Regions from separate parts of the Mus musculus genome. Here regions 2 and 3 are each linked to region 1. The links are chromatin loops, found by intact Hi-C in ENCODE. Cell type or tissue: left cerebral cortex. All regions are shown on one strand.

What was found. A loop is a pair of places that touch in the nucleus more often than their neighbours do. Peaks named below come from ENCODE experiments on the same cell type or tissue, not always from the same donor. Only the 100,000 strongest peaks of a DNase experiment are listed, where the experiment ranks them.
Region 2: it touches region 1 in a loop (2.1-fold over the local background); 2 of 42 quality-filtered maps call a loop at or near these places.
Region 3: a loop joins it to region 1, with 2.7 times the contacts of the local background. A loop is called at or near these places in 16 of 42 quality-filtered maps.

What each region holds. Positions count from the first base shown.
Region 1 is chr14:64,763,146-64,767,145 of GRCm38, reverse strand. Kif13b (kinesin family member 13B) reads right to left here. Exons shown (of 40, transcript NM_001081177.2): 25 at 1,997-2,143; 26 at 1,406-1,435. Among named protein-coding and RNA genes, the nearest start is that of Gm26225, 11 kb to the right of the region's middle. In left cerebral cortex, a CTCF peak has its summit at 2,247; a DNase peak (open chromatin) is centred at 2,075.
Region 2 is chr14:64,857,070-64,861,069 of GRCm38, reverse strand. The region is part of intron 5 of Hmbox1 (homeobox containing 1); the gene reads left to right. Among named protein-coding and RNA genes, the nearest start is that of Hmbox1, 91 kb to the left of the region's middle. In left cerebral cortex, no CTCF peak of the experiment used is centred here; a DNase peak (open chromatin) is centred at 2,205; H3K27ac peaks cover 735 bases.
Region 3 is chr14:64,948,263-64,952,262 of GRCm38, reverse strand. It overlaps Hmbox1 (homeobox containing 1), which reads left to right and starts at 2,406. Exons shown (of 10, transcript NM_177338.6): 1 at 2,406-2,686. Ints9 (integrator complex subunit 9) reads right to left here and starts at 1,970. Exons shown (of 17, transcript NM_153414.5): 1 at 1,896-1,970. The coding sequence starts at 1,904. In left cerebral cortex, a CTCF peak has its summit at 2,295; DNase peaks (open chromatin) are centred at 2,213, 3,178 and 3,415; H3K4me3 peaks cover 2,757 bases; H3K27ac peaks cover 2,515 bases.

The DNA.
Region 1 (4,000 bases):
AGTCAACCTGATGAGTCTCTGTTCCCACCTAAGAGTGCTGGATGACCACAGGCTTCTGTCACCATGCCCAGAATAATCGGGACATGAAAACTGAATGCAAGGCAAGCAGTCTACCACCTGAGCTTCGGGCCAGCCCAGCACGAACGGCCAACAAGTGACTCTACCTACAATTCAGATCACCACTCCCAGAGCAGGAAGCATTAGTGGACTCTAGAGTGGACAGGCCTTTAGGAATTGGTTCTCTTTGTACTTGCTTAACTCCACCCATGAGAAACAACATCTTCTGTGAGGCTGCCTGGCTGGACTAGAAACACAAACTGTACTTAACAAGCTTCAAATGTTCACTCCTCAGAACTACCAGAAAGAAGCTTTCAAGTGTCTAGCCACCTCCAATAGCACATGCGTCTACTCCTTGGGCATATTTGGGAGGTAGCAGTGGGCAAGACAACAGGGGTGGTTACTGACAGACTGAACCCCACCAGTCAGCACCTGCCAGCACGCCAGTCTGACTTCACTTCCTTTAGTAACATGGTTAGGGGCTGGTGGTTCAGAGGAATGCTGCAGATGTCAGTGTCTGGATTTCAACAGCACATTTAACCAAATAGCCTATGACATTCCTGTGGACAAGATGGAGAAAACGTGCTGTGCATCTCCTCTAAGTGCAATCACAGGGACCTCAAATACCACATCCAGAAAGCAGTGATGAATGGGATAATGTCTGTTTAAAAGAAGGCTCCATTCTCTTAGTTCATACTCTGAGTTCAACCCAGCTGATATGGTGAGGTTTTTCTCTTGCCTTTTTTTCTTTTAATCAGTGACTTATAGGAAAGCAGACATTTCTATCAAATTAGGATGATGCAAAGCCAGGAGAGTGACTACAGCAGATGACATAATCAGGCTCCAAAGAGCCTGGGCAGTTCTAAATGATGACAACAAGATGCAACTTCACAGACATAAACAAAATCTGGCACATTAGGAAAAGAAACGACAGAGAAACAAAACCTCCAAAACTAATGGACAGCTCAAGGAAGGGGGCATTCAGGGTGACCTAGTCTCACACATGTAAGACGCAGAAATAGATGTGCACGTGCATGTGCGCGCACACACCCATATATTCCCTAAGCCCATGGGTGACTCAGCTCAAGGGAATCCCAGGCAAGGTAGCTGGGAGGTGGCTTTGTAAATAGGCCAATGCAGTGTCCCTGATTAAGAAAGGACTTTGTCACAGGGTGTCCTAATCCTAGCCCATGAACCCCTACAATACACAGCCTTTCCATACTTTGTTTGACTTTTTGGGAAAAGCAGAATTGTTTAATTATCAAGTAGCAGTGCAGAAAGATCCTGGCCTGTGTAATTAAGTACTTGAATCAAGCTGATTTGATGAGGCCAACAGGTGCTCAATTACCTGGTAGCTGTCCATGTCCTCCTCTTCCTCCTAAAAGAAAACAACGTATTATGTAGAACCAAAACAATTATTTACCCCCACATCAGGCCTCCAACCACAACCACTATGTTCTCCCCCAGTTCCTGTCTTCTTGTCTAATTGATACATCACACCTTGGCCTCCCACCCAGCCTTACCAGCCATCCCATGTCGAAGCTGGTAAGACTTGGAGCTTCTAGGGGGGAGTGAAGAGGCTCCCCTGACCTTTTCAGACTCAGTACAATGATCTCCCTGCTGGGCTTACCACCCCCTACTCCAGGGGAAATCAAACACCCGCTGGCAAAGAGTCTTTACCAGCCAGTGGGGGTTCTTTAGAGGGGTGGGCCATGGGAGGAAGTTAATCACTGCTAGGCTTGGTGGTTTGCCAGGCTGAGAGGTTTTAACTCTCAGTTCACCACACAACAGGACAAAGCATAGTAACAGCCTAGTACAGGTGCTCTTGTCAAGACAGTGCACTGAAGGAGACACCAATGGTGGGGCAGGGGTGGCAGTCTCAAACGATTCTGCTCTGCTGTTGCCTTTCAAAAAGCACAGAGCAGGCCCAGAAACTTACATGGACATTCTCGTGGATCTTAGGGGACCGGAGTGGCCTAACTTTCACACACCCAATGCCAACTGACAATATGCACTCTTCCATCAGTGGTAAAGTTCCTGACTCCTGCACAGACTTCACTTCAACTTGAACTCGCCGAGACTGCCCCTGCAGCACAGAGATTTGGGAACATATACACAAACACACACAAAATCAGCTTCATGAGTTTCAAAACTCTGGTTTAGAGAGACCCCTATAGGCTGATATAGAAAAATGCAATTGGCTTTCATCTACCTCATAACTGTTAAGTACTAAAGCATACATTCTAACCTAGTCAGGAAAATGAATTTTCTTTCAAATAGACAGAAAATCAAAATGAGCATATTTTTCTATAATTCCTAAATAACTAGAAACTAAAAGAAAATTATTTTAATGAACAATAGGGGCTTGCTATATAGCTTTGCTATGTAGCTATGTAGCTCTGGCCTACCTACACTGGCCTAATTTTGAATTCAAGGCAATCCTCCTGGCTCAGCCTGGAAAATTCTGGTGCTGGTATGTGACAAAACACCAGGTAAATGAAAACTTACAAGCAAAGGAAATGCAAACAGTGTCTAATAAAAAGTGTTGAACTGAGCCAGGTGTGGTGGTTCACACTGTAACTTTAGTACTCCAGAAATTGGCAGGGAGATCTCCATGCTTGAGGTTATCCTGGGCTGCATAGAGTTCTGGGGCTACCTAATGAGACCTAGACTGAAAAAGGGCAACTTCCAGACAAGGCAACCATGAGAGCTTTTATTTCAACCTACTAAGTGAGAAGTTACTTCCAACAGAGATCATGGTTATGAAACAAATAATGTCAATCCTGTGGGACAGGGATTTAAACTGGCCAAGCTTGGTCAAGGGCTAAACTGTAAGTCACCTTTGCCCCAGCAACTGGACAATCAAGTACATGGATAAGTACTCTGAAGTGCCATGAAGAACAAGGTAGTAGACCTATATGGAATGTGAACAACTGTTTAAAGTGTGATGTCCTATAGCTGTCACTAAGCAACTGGTGCAGAAAAACACTTGCAGCCTACATATGTTAAAGCACAGGGTACCAAAGTTGGGATTCAGTCTTATTTTAAAGATAAGAACTGCCAGGCAGTAGTGATGCACACCTTTCATCCCATCCCTAGGGAGGCAGAGACAGGCAAATTTCTGTGCATTCTAGGCCAGCCTGATCTACAGAGCAAGTCCAGATCAGCCAGGGATACAAAGAGAAACCCTATCCTGAAACAATCAATCAATCAATCAATCAATCAATCAATACAAACAAATAACAAAAAAGATAAGAACTGACCTGTATACAATGCCCTTTTCACAGAATTAAAGAAATCAAGCTGCAAATGTGATCAGAACTGACCCTGCTTGGGTGTCCAGAACAAGCCCTGTGACTCCGCACACTTAGGCAGACACTGGGAAGGGTTCCTGGTATCCCCAAGCATGGTAGGAACAGAGAAGAGCATCTAAGCAACAGAACTTAAACATCCAATTTTAAGTCAATTACTTTTCCTCTCATCTAGAAATTAAGCTCCCAAGAGTTTTGCACAGCCAGGAACATCCACTCAAGCAGCCACAGGCTCGGACTAACAACATCTGATGGACAGTCACTGATCTGAACATTTCCAAGGAGTATGCATCTGATATTTTATGGGAAAAGTCACTCAGTAAACATGTTTTATTTCATTGTTATTATTATTACCCTTGTGTGTGTGCATATGAGGGTGAACATGCCATGGTCCACACTGCAGGTCAGATGACAACTTTACAGTCACTTCTCACCTTTCATCTTCACTAGGGTCCCAGAGACTGAATGTGGGTCTTCAGGCTTATGTGGCAAGCACCTTTACCCACTTTATTAAGTCTAAGGCCACTTCATCATTTCAGGTAGCTGCCTTCTGTCTCTTTAGCCTATCCTGAATATTTGAAACATAATATGGAAGACAGAGGAAGGCTTACTGTCTCAGAGAACACATTGGG
Region 2 (4,000 bases), 94 kb before region 1:
TAATAAGTATATTTTAGAATTTTAAGGTGAAGCCATTCACATAGCTTCTGGGAGCAGCATTAGATTAAAAAATAGATGAAATCTTAAGAGAAAAGATCACCAGTCTTGATGTCTGGAGTTGCCAAGAATAGGCATCATTTCTTCCAAAATACTTGTAACAAGTGATAGATCAAGAAAAATATGACGTGATGAGAGTGTCTGTCTCGGGCTGAACAGTGCACAGGTTATGATGTAGTGATCCTTGTTGGTATAACATTTATGTCTAGGTGCAGTGCACAAAGCCTGCAGGCACACTAGGTGAGGTGTTGCATGCAGCAGCATTGACCCTGAGCTGCAAGTACACAGTACTGCATTCAAGTGCTTTGTGGGGGCTCGGGAGTAGGGGGGGTTGCTGGTTTGTTTCTTTTCTCAACCCAAAAGGCCCTGGTAAGACAAAGCAAAATTGTAGCAATCTGTATAAAAGAAAGAAATGTCTAAACCGAGCCTGGTGGCACACACCTTTAATCCCAGCACTCCAGAGGCAGAGGCAGGTGGAGGCAGGCAGATTTCTGAGTTCGAGGCCAGCCTGGTCTACAGAGTGAGTTCCAGGACTCCCAGGGATACACAGAGGAACCCTGTCTCAAAAAACCAAAAAGTCTAGACTCTATTCTCCCCTGTTTTCTCTTTTGAAGTGTTACAGATATATAGACATTTAAAAAGACCAGTAAGGTATCCAGCTATTTTCATTTAATTTTCTTAGATACAACAATTGTGAACATTTTTGCTGTTCACTAATATTTTTTAAGATTTATTTGGGGCTGGAGAGATGGCTCAGTGGTTAAGAGCACTGACTGCTCTTCCAGAAGTCCTGAGTTCAATTCCCAGCAACCACATGGTGGCTCACAACCATCTGTAATGGGATCTGATGCCCTCTTCTGGTGTGTCTGAAGACAGCTACAGTATACTCATAGAAATAAAATAAAAATTTAAAAAAAGGAGCTTAGATAAGAATAAAATTAAAAAAAAAAAGCTTACAACAAGCTATGTCTCTCACACAGAGCATGAACAATCTGAATACTATAAAAAAGGGCACTGTTCCTTTAAGAAGCAGTTCCAATACCCAAGGAGAAAGCACCTTCTGTATTGCCTATACAGTGAGAGTCAGAATTAAGGGCTCCATTAGATTCAGGGTGAGTGTTTTTGTCAGAAAGAGTGCATAGATTTTTTTTTTTTTTTTTTTTTAGGGATCTCTGTCATAATGACATCAATTTACATTGAGATGCAACAAAAATGAAATGGATTGATAGAGAAATGTGTGGTAGGAATAAGGAAATAGCAGTACAAGTACAATTTTGCTGTATATTTTCCTTGGTGAAAATACAGTGTGAACAGCAAGAGGTCCGTGTTGCCATGCGCCATAGAGCATGTCACGTGGTGGCACTGCTCATGTCCATGCTTGATGGCGCTGTTAAGGTGGAGACAATACCTTTGCTTTGCATTTTGAGGAGTCTGTGTGGCGGTAAATACTCTGTCCTGTGTTAGGCAGTCTCAGCTTTCCTTGAAGATAGTTGCTCAGTCAGTTCTTCCAGGGAGATTTATAAAACAAAATGAGATAATCTTATCACTCCTTCAACATGGATCGGCTGACATTTTGCCTCCATATTTTTCTAACAGTGTCTAAAAGCATAAGCAGAGCTCTTGAAGAAGTGCCTCTGTTCATGTTACTGTTAATGTTCCAGGCAGCACTGTTGGGGGGGGGGGGCTGCAGCCCCAGTGCCACGGGGATTCGTGTTTTCAGGCAGCCACGTTTCAGAAAAAACCTGAAAATTCACAGCAATGATGGGTGTTAGCACCTGTCACGTCAGTGCTTAATTTTCATTTTGAAAATTGAAACATGGCCACTCCCTGTTTACCTCTTGTCCACATTCTTTAGAGATCAGTAGGTGTTTTACACTTATAACACAGTTTCCCACCAACTCCATTTCAAGTGCTCAGAGGTCTGCTGCTTCCATATGAGACCAGCACAATTCTACGATATTCTTGAAGCAGTTTGTCAGACTGGATGCTAGGTAGTCTCCTGAAGATGAGTTTCCTTCTCCTGTGACTCATCCAAAGCCAGTAATTTGCAAAGCTAGCTAGATGAAGAAGGAAGGAGACTTGGAGTGTGGTGTGCTTCAGAGACACACAGCCTGATAGGGAGGGTTCCGCTAGCTCTGTGAGGAACTGTGCTTTCCTGAGGATTTGGTACCTAGGACAGAACTCGCATAGAGATCAATGGTTGTTGAGCTGAACTCCCACACTGGGGTTTAGGGCTGTACTCCAGCTTGGGGCAGGGTGGAAGCTGTCGACATAATTACTTCACTGGAAACAGCAAAGAGCCGCCACAGCATTTTTAGGCTCACTGGGGACTCCTACTAGGAATCTAGCTTGCAACCTTGGAATGATTTTAGTTTTGTTTTTAATCTTACTTCCCAATTAAATGTATGTAGGAACCTGAGCTAGACCCACCCAGCTCCGAGGGACATTGAAGGAAGTTGGCGTGTAGGACACCCAGTGGGAAGCACAGGAAAAGACTAAGGCTCACTGGGAGCGGCCCTCTGCACAGGCAGGCTCTCTTGTCAAGGATGAGTTCCCCATTTGCAGACATTGGCTTCCCGTACAAGTTGCATCGCTGTCTCCTGTTTAAAACCCCAGTCTATACTCATTTCCTTCCATTTTTTTTCTGTATATTTTACAAGCAGTTAAAAAAGAAAAAAAGGATGTTGGTAGTGTCAAATGGTAGTTCTGTTGTATTTATACTAATTGAATCTTACCCATCAGTAAGATTTTCTGTCCTTTCACCTTTAAGAGGTAATGTGGCATAGGATTCTTCCTGGATGTGTTGGTGCACCTTTGTTGACTTTAAAACAGCCTTTGGTTCTGTCTAAAGAATGGTGGTGTTTCTCCTTCTGTGGGTACTTTGGAGTTGCTGTAATCTTTGAATACAGTGTAGTGCCTCAGGTTCTTTTCTGTCTGCCTTTTAAATGGTTGCTTAGAGTGCCTTATGTTCTTCTTTACAAGTCAGTAGAATCACCTCATCAAGAAGTGGTTAAGTTCTCTACAAGGAAATATCGTAGAGCATTGTAGTTATGTTTTGTATGAATTATATTTGCATGCAGTGAAACAGCATACAGAAGTTTAAAATATAAGATATGAGACAATTTATACTACATTATTATTGGTATCCAGGGTATACACACACAAACACACACACACACACAGAGTTTAGACTTCTGTACGTATAAAAACTGTTGGGGATTCTAGTTTAGATCAGCTCTGAAGGGGGATGCTGTTGGTTTGGGGAGACATAGAAAGACTTAATTATTTAACCTCTGGGTCTTTTGTTTGTTTGTTTGTTTGTTTTGCAGTGCTTAGGATCAAATCCAGGACCTTGTGCATTCAAGGCAGGCATTTTACCGTTGAATAACCCTTTTGTGGCTTTCTGAATTTTAGACACTGTTGTCTGTGTTTGAAAAAATACATATGATGTGTACTGAAAGGAAGGAAAGAGAGAGAGAGAGAGAGAGAGAGAGAGAGAGAGAGAGAGAGAGAGAGAGAGAGAGAGAGAGATGTGAAAGTCAATTTTGTTCATGTTAAGATACCAAGAGAGAGCTGCCAGGTTCCTGAGGTGTGGTCCTGCAGCTTGCCTGAAGCAATTTGTAGGAAGTAAGCCTTGGGTGGGTTTATGAGGAGGTAGTTTGCTAATATCATAACCTTCCCTCTGTCTAGTAGACAGGTTATCAGGAGAAATGTAAATAGCATCATATTGTCACATACACTTTGAGAAAAAAATGTAAAATTAAGGCAAACTGCAAAATGAAAAGCTGACTTTTCTCTGCTGTAGAGATAGATGCCTGGCAAGCAAGTCGGTTGTGTTTGTAGATTCTTTGCTTACGTTAAATGACGTTGAGTTGCATTTCTCTAGTGAAATACTTCTTTCAGCTTCTTGCCTCTAGATCCATTCTGGGTTTTTACAAGTTTC
Region 3 (4,000 bases), 190 kb before region 1:
TCTCATTAAGGGAAAAGAATCAAGATGTGGCTATCCCTCATGTGCACCTGTGAAAGTCTTATTTGTTTTGTTTTGTTTTTCTGAGACAGGGTTTCTCTGTGCAGTCCTGGCTGTCCTGGAACTCACTCTGTAGACCAGGCTGGCCTCCAACTCAGAAATCTGCCTGCTTCCTCCTCCCAAGTGCTTGGATTAAAGGTGTGCATCACCACTGCCCAGCAAGGGAAAGTCTTACTCAAAAACAAGACTTTGTTCAAAAGCATGTTTGTGTTTCACAATGTAACTCATTACCATCATGCTGAAGACCAAACCCAATGTATTGTGTGCATCCTAGGCAACCATGCTGCCACTGACATAGATCCCTAGTCCCTATAATATACAAAACCCATAGCCAACCTCACATTTTTAAAGCAGTAAACAGAGCTAAAATGTAAGGACCTGAGAAAGTTTATTCAAACCCTTTGGTAGGCACAGCACACAAGTTTAACCTACTGAGAAACTATTTTGATATTCGGATAGTAATTATTGGATTAATTATTGGATCTACACTGTTTGAAAGGGAAGATAATAATTAGAATACTTCTTTTTCTTTTCTTTCTTTTTAATACTTCCTTTTCTTGATTTCTTTTTCTCTCTCTTTTCTTTATCTTTCTTTCTTTCTTTTTTTGAGACAGGATTTCTCAGTATAACTTCCCTGGCTATCCTAGAACTCAGAGGTCTGCCTGCCTCTGCCTCCTGAGTGCTGGAATTAAAGGTGTGCCACATCTGGTTTCTTTTCGCCAGCTTTTGATTCTGAAAGGGAATGGCTAATTTTCCATTTGCTCCTTCCCTGCTTTAACCTCTGTGTATACGTTAAGCAAGAAGATTTTATGAGTAAAGCAAAAAGTACCTAAGTTCTGATACCCTCCCAAAGAAGTTGTTCTGAGAGGCCAGCCTGGGCTACAAAGAGAATTCCAGGACAGCTAGGGCTACACAGAGAAGCTCTATCTCAAAAAAACAGAAGAAGAGAAAAAAAAAAAAAAGTTGTTCTGGAATAAACGTTTCTGCATCGCTTCTCTCTTAAACAGAACATACCAAACACACTTCACTCTATTGAGGATATTTCTCTCCACGTAGCAATTAGGAAGATTCTACAGTAAGTTGGCAGTGAGAATGTAGGGAATAGGAGGGCGACGACAAGCATTTCACACCTGCGTTCAATTTCCTTATTACTCTATTACTTATTCCATTAAGCTTGAATAAAACAACTTGTTAGAACGGTGTGCTCAGAAAAATGGGGCAAAGCAAATATCTGAAAAGGCCACCTGTCAGCTTAGTGTTTTGCCACACAGTTACTTCTTCAGGAGGCATGTTTTATCTAGAGCTGTTTATTTCAAGCAGGCTTTAGACGGGAATCCTTCAAGGGCACCACCCTTTAGCATCTCTTTCTTGTAATTCGAACTGCAGTTAGGAGTAACAGGACATTTAGACCTTCTGTCTGATCGCTCCTACTTTCTGTTCAGATCGGAATCCAGCCTCGCAATATCAGTAGGAGTCCACTCAAGTGCTCATTAAGTGGAAAGTGGTTGATGATCTATTATAGCTCTCAGGTGCAGGCTGAGAAACATGACCAAACCAAAGTTTTGGAGCCTATCTTTAGCCCAAGGGTGAAGAAATGTAACATACAACCTCACGTGCGGCCAAAGGGATCTGCCAAACAGTAATGAAGACCTCCTGACAGATGCAGGAGCTGTGGGATGTGAGCAAGCGGGAATTCAAATCCCAATCGCAAAACCCAGCTCACTTTATAATTTTTAAGTGCTGACCTCCCTCCGTGATAAATCATGGTGGAGGCGACAGACTCCAAAGATATATAGCATTCATTACCTTTGCCCTCTGACTTAGTAGTGGAAACTCACCAGTTTCATATCGGACTTTTGGTTGTTCAGTACCAGTCTCTTCACTTCTAAAGACAGGGAAGGATCTTCCGGTTTAATCTCTATAGCCCAGAGCATCGCGGGACTTGGAGTCTTCACTCCTTAAGCATTTTCCAGAGCCTCACGGGAAATGTAGTTTTACTGCAGGTATCATGGGCACTGTGGGCGTCTTTCCTTTTCCTCCCTTTTCTCTCTAATCACCTCCTTCCGTCCGCTCAAATTCATCGCCGCCGCCAATTCATCCTTCCTTTCCATCCCAGCATGATATCATGTCCCTCATCTGGGTCTAGCATCCATGGTATTCTGGGATGTGTAGTCCGCACGATTTCAGCTCCCAGCTCCCCTCCTCCCTGTGGGAAGGCGTATGGGCGCAGTGCCTGCTGGAAGCTGTAGTTCCCTAGGGCCTCAGACCCTCAACTCTGCACTTTTCCTCTAGGGAACCGGAAACTACAACTCCCAGGGATGCCCAGCGGCAGCAGGTGGGAGCGGGGCTGTTGCTATCAATATGGCGGTTGTCAGCCAGACAAAGACAGTCAGTCTGATGTGATTGAGACAAGGGAGGTTTTCAGGGGGAGACTGGGAGATAGGGGCCTCCCCTCCCCCCTAGGCTCTTCCTGCGCGGGCCTGGAGCCCTCCTCAGCCCCTCCCGCAGGGCGCCCCGCGGTGAAGATCCCCTCCCCCTCCCGCCTTCCTCCTCCCTCCCTCAGCCTTGCACTGGGACGCTGGGGAGGGGGCTGAGCAGGGTGCAGAGAACTCTCAGCTGGATTTCCAAGGTGAGTGGGGTCGTTTGCAAGCTGGACTGCCTCAAGTCTCTTTTCCTCACTTCTCTCATTACTTTAAGGAAAAAAAAATGTCGAGATGTTTGGGGGGGAGAGAAAGTGAGTAGGCGCCACAGATGGGTCTCTGGAGTAGCCAGGTTGAGCATAGGGGAGCAAGTAGGGGTACTTCCGAGGGGGCGGCCGTGCGCGGGCTGTGGGGTGGGGCAGTTTGTGAGGGGCGGGCGTGGAGAGGCGTCGATGGCTTCCCAACTTCTCTCTGGTCTTCAGGACCGGCGGAAGGTTTGAATCCTGGAGTTGGGGGGTCTTCCTGCTTGGGAGTTTGAGAAACTGTAAGGTGGTTTCGAGGTGTGCTGGTTTGTTTGGGGAGTGTCTCGCTGTGTTTTAAACTGTGACGTGTACTTGGGTGCTGCGATCGTCTTGAAGGAATGTCTGTAGATGGTAAGTTAGATGGCTGGAGTCAGAGATAAGCGGCCTGGGCTTGGGAAGCACGCAGGAGTCCCGGGCTGGACTTTTGGTCCAAGGATCTTGTGCAGGGTTTGGGGGGGCTCAGTAACTCGTTAGTGTCTGGGCGCCCAGCTCACACTCGGTGCCCTACTCTGGGCCAGTCTCCACCCCAAACTCCCGGCAGGACTATATAGATGATGTGATGTGGAGATGCATCTTTGCCTCAAGTCGGCAGCTAAAGGTGGGAAAGGAAAAGTGTCTCTTAGTATTTTATTCCGGAACCGTGTTTGGGTTACACTATTGGGGCTACTTTGAAAGGAGTCCTCCACCCACCTTCACCCCGAAACAGTAAGTAGAGGTATCTTGTCATCTTCATGCTCAGTAGCTTGCCAGTTATTTAAAATTCGGGAACGTGGGGCTGGGAATCTCGAGTGCTAAATGCCATCCGCATCGCTGTCTTCTAATGAGACAGAACGTCTGCTCTGTATCCTGAGGTAGATAAGGCGACTTATTTTCGTAGTTGAAAAAACTGTTGGAAATTTTTTGCGGAGAAGAGGGTTGACTGTGCGCTGAAAGGCGCTGTGGTCTTTTTTTGTTTTTTGTTTTTTGTTTTTTGTTGTTTGTTTTGTTTTTTCTTCTACCCCACCCTGTTCTGTGTCACAAATGCTTGAAAACTGGTATGGAAGAGTGAGGAAGCATTGGGTGAGTGAAGCAAAGAATGCACTTAGCAGTAAAGATACACGCTTCGTAAAGTTGAATGATAAAAGTGATTGCTATTTTTATTTTTGTCTGAAGCTTAAAAAAACCCTCGTCTGTTATATAGGGTATAGTCACGTGCCCCTTTTTCTGGGGACCTGCAGATAA